3 separate regions of the Homo sapiens genome follow, and regions 2 and 3 are each linked to region 1. A link is a contact called in ENCODE Hi-C or POLR2A ChIA-PET data. All regions are on one chromosome and are shown on one strand. The core of a region is the stretch at or near the end of the contact, and the rest is flanking DNA. Distances in the headings are between cores, read along the strand shown.

The links. Hi-C counts contacts between places; a loop is a spot of excess contacts on that map. ChIA-PET counts read pairs that join two places held with the same protein, here RNA polymerase II (POLR2A). Pooled maps may share reads with other maps.
Region 2: a map of B cell shows a loop between it and region 1 (14-fold over the local background). The contact joins the promoter of DHFR here to the promoter of TENT2 in region 1. A Hi-C loop is called at or near these places in 9 of 168 maps with a recorded cell type or tissue (B cell, CD4-positive, alpha-beta T cell, CD4-positive, alpha-beta memory T cell and 4 more), 3 of 37 single-sample maps with no recorded cell type and 18 of 50 pooled maps. POLR2A ChIA-PET finds 5 or more read pairs at or near these places in 2 of 52 experiments (H1 and OCI-LY7).
Region 3: a map of B cell shows a loop between it and region 1 (19-fold over the local background). The contact joins the promoter of TBCA here to the promoter of TENT2 in region 1. A Hi-C loop is called at or near these places in 3 of 168 maps with a recorded cell type or tissue (B cell, CD4-positive, alpha-beta T cell and CD8-positive, alpha-beta T cell) and 10 of 50 pooled maps.

Annotation. Positions count from the first base shown.
Region 1 is chr5:79,611,159-79,613,858 of GRCh38, reverse strand. It overlaps TENT2 (terminal nucleotidyltransferase 2), which reads right to left and starts at 1,418. Exons shown (of 15, transcript NM_001114394.3): 1 at 784-1,418. It overlaps LOC124901014 (a long non-coding RNA gene), which reads left to right and starts at 1,522. Exons shown (of 2, transcript XR_007058840.1): 1 at 1,522-1,717; 2 at 1,839-2,388. RefSeq lists an enhancer at 614-1,813.
Region 2 is chr5:80,653,652-80,656,351 of GRCh38, reverse strand. DHFR (dihydrofolate reductase) reads left to right here and starts at 1,369. Exons shown (of 6, transcript NM_000791.4): 1 at 1,369-1,948; 2 at 2,295-2,344. The coding sequence starts at 1,863. It overlaps MSH3 (mutS homolog 3), which reads right to left and starts at 1,700. Exons shown (of 24, transcript NM_002439.5): 1 at 1,388-1,700. The coding sequence starts at 1,624. RefSeq lists an enhancer at 1,079-1,847 and a silencer at 1,265-1,874.
Region 3 is chr5:77,774,980-77,777,679 of GRCh38, reverse strand. TBCA (tubulin folding cofactor A) reads left to right here and starts at 1,341. Exons shown (of 4, transcript NM_004607.3): 1 at 1,341-1,475. The coding sequence starts at 1,423. RefSeq lists silencers at 1,195-1,454, 1,575-1,744.

The DNA of each region.
Region 1 (2,700 bases), core at 169-2,668:
CCCACTTTTCTCCACAATACGAAAAATCCAGTTCCTAAATCCTGCCAACCCACTGTGAAAACTACTTCCAGGTTTTGAACAGGATATTCCTTTTGGTTAAGAATTAAATTACACCCAAGTGTTCAAAAAAATAATCTAGTCACATGGCTCCAAATGGGCATTTCTTAAACAACTCATAAACGGCCTATTTCACATGGAACCTGTTACAGGACATTTCCAGAACAGACATAATTAGGGCTATTCACACCAACAAAGTAACGTCACTATTACTGGCTATTAATCAGTATAAATTAATAGCCTTATGGCTGTTAATCAGTACGTGTTAGAAGCCTGGTGGTACTGAACCATACAATATGAAGATATTTACAAAAGTTACTATGTTACCTGTAATATAAAAACACAGATTTAGTAATCAGTTACAATCTCTTTCTTCACAAAATCATACACTGCACATGTGTTATTTAGCTTGTGTTTTACAGTTTCCCTTTGTTTCTTCTCTGTTCACCCTAATGAAAAATATCTGCTACTTTAAACAAAGAGTTGAAAGAGATAAGACAAGTAATTTAGAGAATCCATAAGTTTTGAGACATATAAGCCTTTCGTGTTCTCACCTTGAGAGACGAAGAGCTTTTCTACAAAGGCTGAACAAGAAAAGAAACGCACACAACAGTCTTAACCTGTGCATTTTCCTATAAAGTGAAAAGCTGAAGCAATTTCATGCCATTTAATTAAGGCTTAAAAGATAAATGCCTTTTAAATTTTTTAATTAATCCAGCTACGTACCTTAGTTCTTCACCACCCTTTGAAACACCATGCAAGGGTCCCAAGACTATCTTCCTCTTTTGGTCCTGGAGTGGTGGACGAGGCAGTACGCGAGGAATAGAAAACGAGTAAGCAAAGTAAGCGGTCCTAAGATTCTTCAAAATGTACAGCAGCCCAGATGCCGCCCATAAATTTGGAATAACCAAGAGATACTGCTGGAACCTCCCACGCAAAACAAAACGCTACCGTTTCGGAAAAGTTTCCCGTGCCCCGCCGCCGACCTGGGCCTACACTGCTGCGTTCCTCTCCGAAACCCCCTAAACTCACAGGTGTCCTCCGGGAAGGGCTAAGCAGGGCCTACCCGCACTGCCCGTTCAGAAGTTCTAAGGCCCGAGCTGGGCGTACTTGGTCGTAGCTTTCTCCCGAACCAAAGGAGGTAGTGGTGGCCCGTGGGACAGCTAGGCCCAGCTCCGGCTCCGGCTGAGATCTAACCCCCCTCACGGCTGCCAGGGGAGGAGCAACACAAGAAAAGGTAGGGGCTGCAAGGATATAGAAGGTTGGGGGCGGTGGCAAAAAGCGGAAGAGCAAAAAGTCGCCGAAAAAGCGGCGTAGAAAACCCTGTCAAAGACACCCGGAAGACCGACGTGACCCCGGATGAGAATAGGCAGCGGGGAGCGAAAGGTCACACTTCCGGTGGCCGCCTCCCTCCCACCCCCCAACCCCCCCCACCCCCCAACCCCCCCCACCCCCCCCACCCCGCCTATGAGCGCTTTGCTTGAATGCGCAGGCGCAAGACAGCCGGATTTGAAAGGAGTTTCTTAACTGCTGCCAGCACAAGTTGGGAAAGGGTTAGGACTGCACTAAGAGGGGTGGAGCAGGCAGTCGCCGGAGGGCCACTTCTGGGCCCCTTGCCTGAACTCACGTGCAGCCGTTCTAGCTGTAACAGACGTTTTCTGTGGGTCCTTCGTGTGTTGGCCGAGTGACTTGTCCCCAGAGAAGCCTTTCTTTAACCAGTGTTCCCCTAATCTTCTCCCCCGGAGCAACATTAAACTTTATCTGTTCTTTTGCCCCTCCAGTAACCTGAGAGCTTCTTTGGAAGGAAAATGCTTTCTTTGGCCGGACGCGGTGGCTCACCCCTGTAATCCTAGCACTTTGGGAGGCTGAGGCGGGCGGATCACGAGGTCAGGAGTTCGAGACCAGCCTGGCCAACATGGTGAAACCCCATCTTTACTAAAAATACAAAAATTAGCCGAGCTTGGTGGCGTGCGCCTGTAACCCCGCTACTCAAGAGGCTGAGGCTGGCGAATCGCTTGAACCCGGGAGGCGGAGGTTGCAGTGAGCCGAGATCGTGCCACAGCACTCCAGCCTGGGCGACAGAGCAAGACTTTGTCTCAAAAAAAAAAAAAAAAAAAAATGCTTTCTTTCTCTCTAAAGCCTGGACTTAGCGCCTTGCCCATAGTAATAGCTGGTATTCACTAATTCAACAAATATTTATTGATATCGCCTCTTGAGTGAGCTTTAATAATTTGTAGAAATGTCTAAATTGTTTAATAATGCAAATCTGTTAGCTGTATTCCTTTATTGTCCACTTAATGTCTATAAAATCTGACCCCTCAGGTTCTGAAATTGGTAATTTGTGTGTCATCTTTTTTTCTGATCGATCTGGTGAGGGGCTTCTCGGTTTACGGATCTCAAATCTCAAAGCCCGTTTTTGCTTTCTTGGATTTTCTCTACTGGTTTTCTGTTTTCTATTTTATTGATTTCTGCTCTTATGTTTATTGTTTCCTTTACTCTGCTATTTTTTAATTTTTAAATTTCTTGTTTTGTTTCTCTAGTTTCTTAACTCAGAAACTGATGACCATTAATTTTAGATGTCTCTTGTTTGTACAGGCATTTGGTGTGATAAGTGTCCCTCTATACTGTTTTAGCTACATTCCA
Region 2 (2,700 bases), core at 120-2,619, 1.0 Mb before region 1:
GTGAAGCAATTTAAACCTTACAACTGAATGACAAGGTTCCTTGCCATCCACTCTTCAAAGAATCCTCTACTTTTAGCTCTGGAAAACCCTATGGGTGAACTGTTTTTAACACCATAAAAGACAAGGTAGAGTCTGATAGTCAGGAGCCTCAGCAACTCAAGCCGTGTTTAGAATTAATTGAAACCAAGGCTGCTACCGGTCTTGATTCAATGAGCCTTCAGCTTTCTCTAATTATAAAACTTGAATCACCCTACTTACATATGCTAAATAAAATACCTCTAAGAAATAAACAGTTATGTAGCAAAGGCACAGAGGGGAAAAGATAGGTAATAAAAGAACAGTATCATTTTTGACATGTTCACTGCAATTTAAGTGTTTCCTGTTTAAAAGGTTTATGTTCATCACTAAAGATGTGACAAGATTATGAATTTTTTCTTGGCAGAAAACTTGCCAAAAGCATACATAAGTCCTTCACCAGCTACCCTTTAAATGGTGGGTGCAAAATTTTGGTGAATTCATGAAAACGTAGCTCGTCCTCAAAAAAAACAGAAGAGGAGTAATCATTTTAAGGGAGAAATATATACGAAAGGAACAAGATTTTGAAGCACCCAAGCTGCCACCTACATTAAAACACGGTAGGTGGCTAAACACCAGTCTTCAATGCCCTTCCACAGCCTCAATCTGAAAAATACTGTGCAGGTGACCCAAGTGAGGGGTCACCCTTGGGCTTTTCCTGTGGCAGTATCTCTGGTTTAAAAACAAACAAACGTACTTATTGCGTTGAAGGATGGCAACAGGAAGGACTCCATGATTAGTCACATCTATACCATCCTAAGAAACTTTATCCACCCAAACTGTATTTCAGACTTTATAATCTAAACTACAAAAAGAGTTCACTGGGGAACTGCACAATATGACTGCTTTTAACCGTAGTGATTTCAAATATTGAGCCATGCTGTTGCAGTCTTAAAAACTGGAGACCTAAGGGCAGCTTTCTTCTAGTCACCCAATCCAGCACTTTTTTAAAAAATCAGTAAAACTCTTCGACCACCAAGGAAAAAAAAAAAGGATGGAGGTTAAAAGACGCACCCCTTGCCCACAAGCCCCCTCATCAGAATGGGAGTCAGGAGACCTGAGTTCCTGTCTCAGGCCTGCCATTAAAAACCTGCATAACCTTTGCCTATCTCCTCAAACGGAAGTACTAAAACCTCAGCGCTTCACCCAATTTGTAGCCCCGGCTGGGCTCTTCCCACCTTCCCCTTCTTCAGCCCGCCCCTTCCTCCTCCAGCCCTATCATCGGGCGGAGGGTCCCCGCCTCCGCCCGCCTTACCCACAAGCCCCGCCCCCCCAGCCCCGATGGCCCTGCCCAGTCCCAGACAGAACCTACTATGTGCGGCGGCAGCTGGGGCGGGAAGGCGGGAGCTGGGGGCGCTGGGGGCGCTGCGGCCGCTGCGGCCGCTGCAGCCGCTGCAGCGCCAGGGTCCACCTGGTCGGCTGCACCTGTGGAGGAGGAGGTGGATTTCAGGCTTCCCGTAGACTGGAAGAATCGGCTCAAAACCGCTTGCCTCGCAGGGGCTGAGCTGGAGGCAGCGAGGCCGCCCGACGCAGGCTTCCGGCGAGACATGGCAGGGCAAGGATGGCAGCCCGGCGGCAGGGCCTGGCGAGGAGCGCGAGCCCGCGGCCGCAGTTCCCAGGCGTCTGCGGGCGCGAGCACGCCGCGACCCTGCGTGCGCCGGGGCGGGGGGGCGGGGCCTCGCCTGCACAAATGGGGACGAGGGGGGCGGGGCGGCCACAATTTCGCGCCAAACTTGACCGCGCGTTCTGCTGTAACGAGCGGGCTCGGAGGTCCTCCCGCTGCTGTCATGGTTGGTTCGCTAAACTGCATCGTCGCTGTGTCCCAGAACATGGGCATCGGCAAGAACGGGGACCTGCCCTGGCCACCGCTCAGGTATCTGCCGGGCCGGGGCGATGGGACCCAAACGGGCGCAGGCTGCCCACGGTCGGGGTGGCCGACTCCCGGCGAGAGGATGGGGCCAGACTTGCGGTCTGCGCTGGCAGGAAGGGTGGGCCCGACTGGATTCCCCTTTTCTGCTGCGCGGGAGGCCCAGTTGCTGATTTCTGCCCGGATTCTGCTGCCCGGTGAGGTCTTTGCCCTGCGGCGCCCTCGCCCAGGGCAAAGTCCCAGCCCTGGAGAAAACACCTCACCCCTACCCACAGCGCTCCGTTTGTCAGGTGCCTTAGAGCTCGAGCCCAAGGGATAATGTTTCGAGTAACGCTGTTTCTCTAACTTGTAGGAATGAATTCAGATATTTCCAGAGAATGACCACAACCTCTTCAGTAGAAGGTAATGTGGGATTAAGTAGGGTCTTGCTTGATGAAGTTTACCAGTGCAAATGTTAGTTAAATGGAAAGTTTTCCGTGTTAATCTGGGACCTTTTCTCTTATTATGGATCTGTATGATCTGTATGCAGTTCCCAAGGTTCATTTACCATTATTAAAAAATTTTTGTCTTAGAAATTTTATGTATGTCAACGCACGAGCAAATTATCAGGCATGGGGCAGAATTGGCAGCTGGGTGGAGGCTTCGGTGGAGGTGAGCACTCCGAAAGGAAAACAGAGTAGGCCTTTGGAACAGCTGCTGGAAGAGATAAGGCCTGAACAAGGGCAGTGGAGAAGAGAGGGTAAAAATTTTTTAAGGTT
Region 3 (2,700 bases), core at 92-2,591, 1.8 Mb after region 1:
TAAAGTAACGGCCTTGGGCTGGCGGGATAGAAGGGGATTCCAGGACCAGTCATGAAAGTGAGAATGAGTAAGTCAGGCTAGGGAAGGAAAAAGACAGTCATATGGGTGTCTTTGAAGGATGGTACCAAGAAATTTTAAAAAGGGGGTGGGCTCGGTGGCTCATGACTGTAATCCCAGCACTTTTGGAGGGTGAGGTGGGCCTCACCTGAGGTCAGGAGTTCTAGCCAGCCTGGCCAACGTGGTGAAACCCCGTTTCTACTAAAAATACAAAAAAAAAAAAAAAAAAAAATTAGCCAGGCATAGTGGAACGCGCCTATAATTCCAGCTACTCTAGGGGCTGAGGCAGGAGAATCACTTGAACCCAGGAGGCGGAGGTTGCAGTGAGCCGAGATCAAGCCACTGCACGACAGAGTGAGAATCTGTCTCAAAAAAAAAAAAAAGAAAAAGAAAAAGAAAAGCAATTTTAAAAAGGGCGATTCTGCCCTGTATTCCTCAGGAGATTCTCTTAGGAAGGGACTGCTAGAGCTCACTGTAGATGTGCCTCATTTTATGCAACAAATATATTTTTGAACATATAAAATAGTCAAATGTTGTTCAGCATCTACCATGCGTCAGACAATGAGCTAGGTGTTTTAACCCTTATACCTAATCTGTAAAATGGACATTATTATTTCCATTTTGCAGACTGATCAGCTGCAAGGCTAAACAGCATACGTATCAGTGTTGTCTAGCTAATAGTCTAGCTATTAAAGGGTGGAACCTCGATTGTAAGCCGGTTTGTCTGATTAGGAAGCCCAAGGTTTTGTGTGCGACACACATTCTTGTAAGTTAAATATTTAGGATACACTATAAGTGATCATCTGAAGAAGTTCTGTTAGTCATTTCCTTTGAAAGGCACGTTATCTACAAACCTTCTTGCAGGGATTTGAGGTAAAGGGCAAGGATTTTCTTGACTGCGTGCATGATGGCAGTTTGTTTCACTACACATGCATCACTCTGCCTCATCTGACACCAGATAACGACATCGAAAATACCCTTAATACATTTTTTAGGTCACTCCGTCCATTAAGCAGATAATCCCGCAAAGCAACGTCCCAGAGAGACGTTAGTTTCCCCAAAGGCCCAGGCTGTGGAGACCGGGATAGTGTAACTTGCGCCTGAAGTAAAAAGAGGGGCAGTCCGAGAGAGAGGAGGAGGGCACGTTTCACTACGGGTAAAGGGGCGCACGAGGGGTAAAGGGACTGGCGGGAGCAGGGTACCGCCCTCTAGTAAACCCGCCCCGCGGGGCGTGGCGGGGACGACGGGCCGCGCAGCCTGCGCATGCGCGCCGGCGACCACGCCTAAATAGCCGCAGCCTCTGCGCGTCGCCCTCCACGGTTACCCCGGCTCTCCGCCCCTCCTTCTCGCGGCGCTCGAGGGACCATGGCCGATCCTCGCGTGAGACAGATCAAGATCAAGACCGGCGTGGTGAAGCGGTAAGGAGCCGGGAGCGGCGCCCTGCACCTCCTCTTCGTCACCTCATGGCGGCCCGCGAGGCTGAGCGGAGCGCAGGCCCGAGGAGGCCCGAGGCGGGCTCCGAACTCCAGGCCGCACCCGGGGCTCCGCAGTTGGCTGGGACTGGCAGGGACCCAGCGGGGCGCGCTGACGCCCGAGCCCGCCAGCCTCGCACGCCGCTTCCCGTCCCTCTCCGCTCACTGGCCGCTCTGATTTGCCGGAAGAGTCGGCGGTGGCCCGGTTTCTCGGCGCCCGCGGTGGGAAGGTGGTGGGCCGCGGCCTGCGAGGGCGGGCCGGGCCCTGATCCCGTGCCTCCTGTGTGCGCGCGCCGGCCTCTCCTTGCTGAACTTGGCCCGGGGAAGCGGGATCCCAGCTGTGCTCTCAAATGGGCTTGAAAGCAGGCTCTGAAGTTTAGGGGGATGCGGAGGATCTGGGCCTCGTCAAAAAAGACCGTAGTGGAGCCGTGTGACCTAACATGGCTGGCGTGACTGGCAGGCTTTGAGAACTGGGCCTGAACTTCTAGCACACTCAGCAAACTTATGTGGCCTCACTTTCTCCAGTCAGATTCCCCGAAGCTCGCCCCAGAGGCTGTGAGATGCTGTTTAAATAACTTGTGAACCAGAAGTATCTGAGACAGGTCTTAATTTGGAATGTTTATTTTGCCAAGGACGTGCCCATGACACAGCCTCAGGAGGTCCTGATGACATGTGCCCAAGGCGGTTGGGGCACAGCTTGGTGTAATACGTTTTAGGGAGACCTCAGATATTAGTCAATGGGTAAGGTGTACCTTGGTTCCCTCCAGAAAGGCAGGACAACTAGAAGGTTGGGGGGCATCCAGGTCATAGATAAGAGACAAATGGTTGCATTCTTTTGAGTCTTTGATCAGCTTTTCACTTAATACACAATTTACATGTGAGAGAGGGATAGAAGAATAGTCACTTATGCCTTAGTCGGCTAAATGAATCTGCGATTTTACATACACAGTAGGGCAGAGGAAGCAGTCAGTTACGCATTTGTCTCAGGTGGGTAGAGGGGTGACTTTGAGTTCTGTTCTTTGTCCCATACCTGTGAAGATAAGCTATCAATTTACATTGCCAGGGTGAAATACAACAGAACTGTTTTAGAGTGAAGGTCTTGAGGCCCACAAGGAATTTCCTTGGGGGCAAATTGTCAGGGAGGTATGTAGCTTTTTTTTTTTTTTTTTTA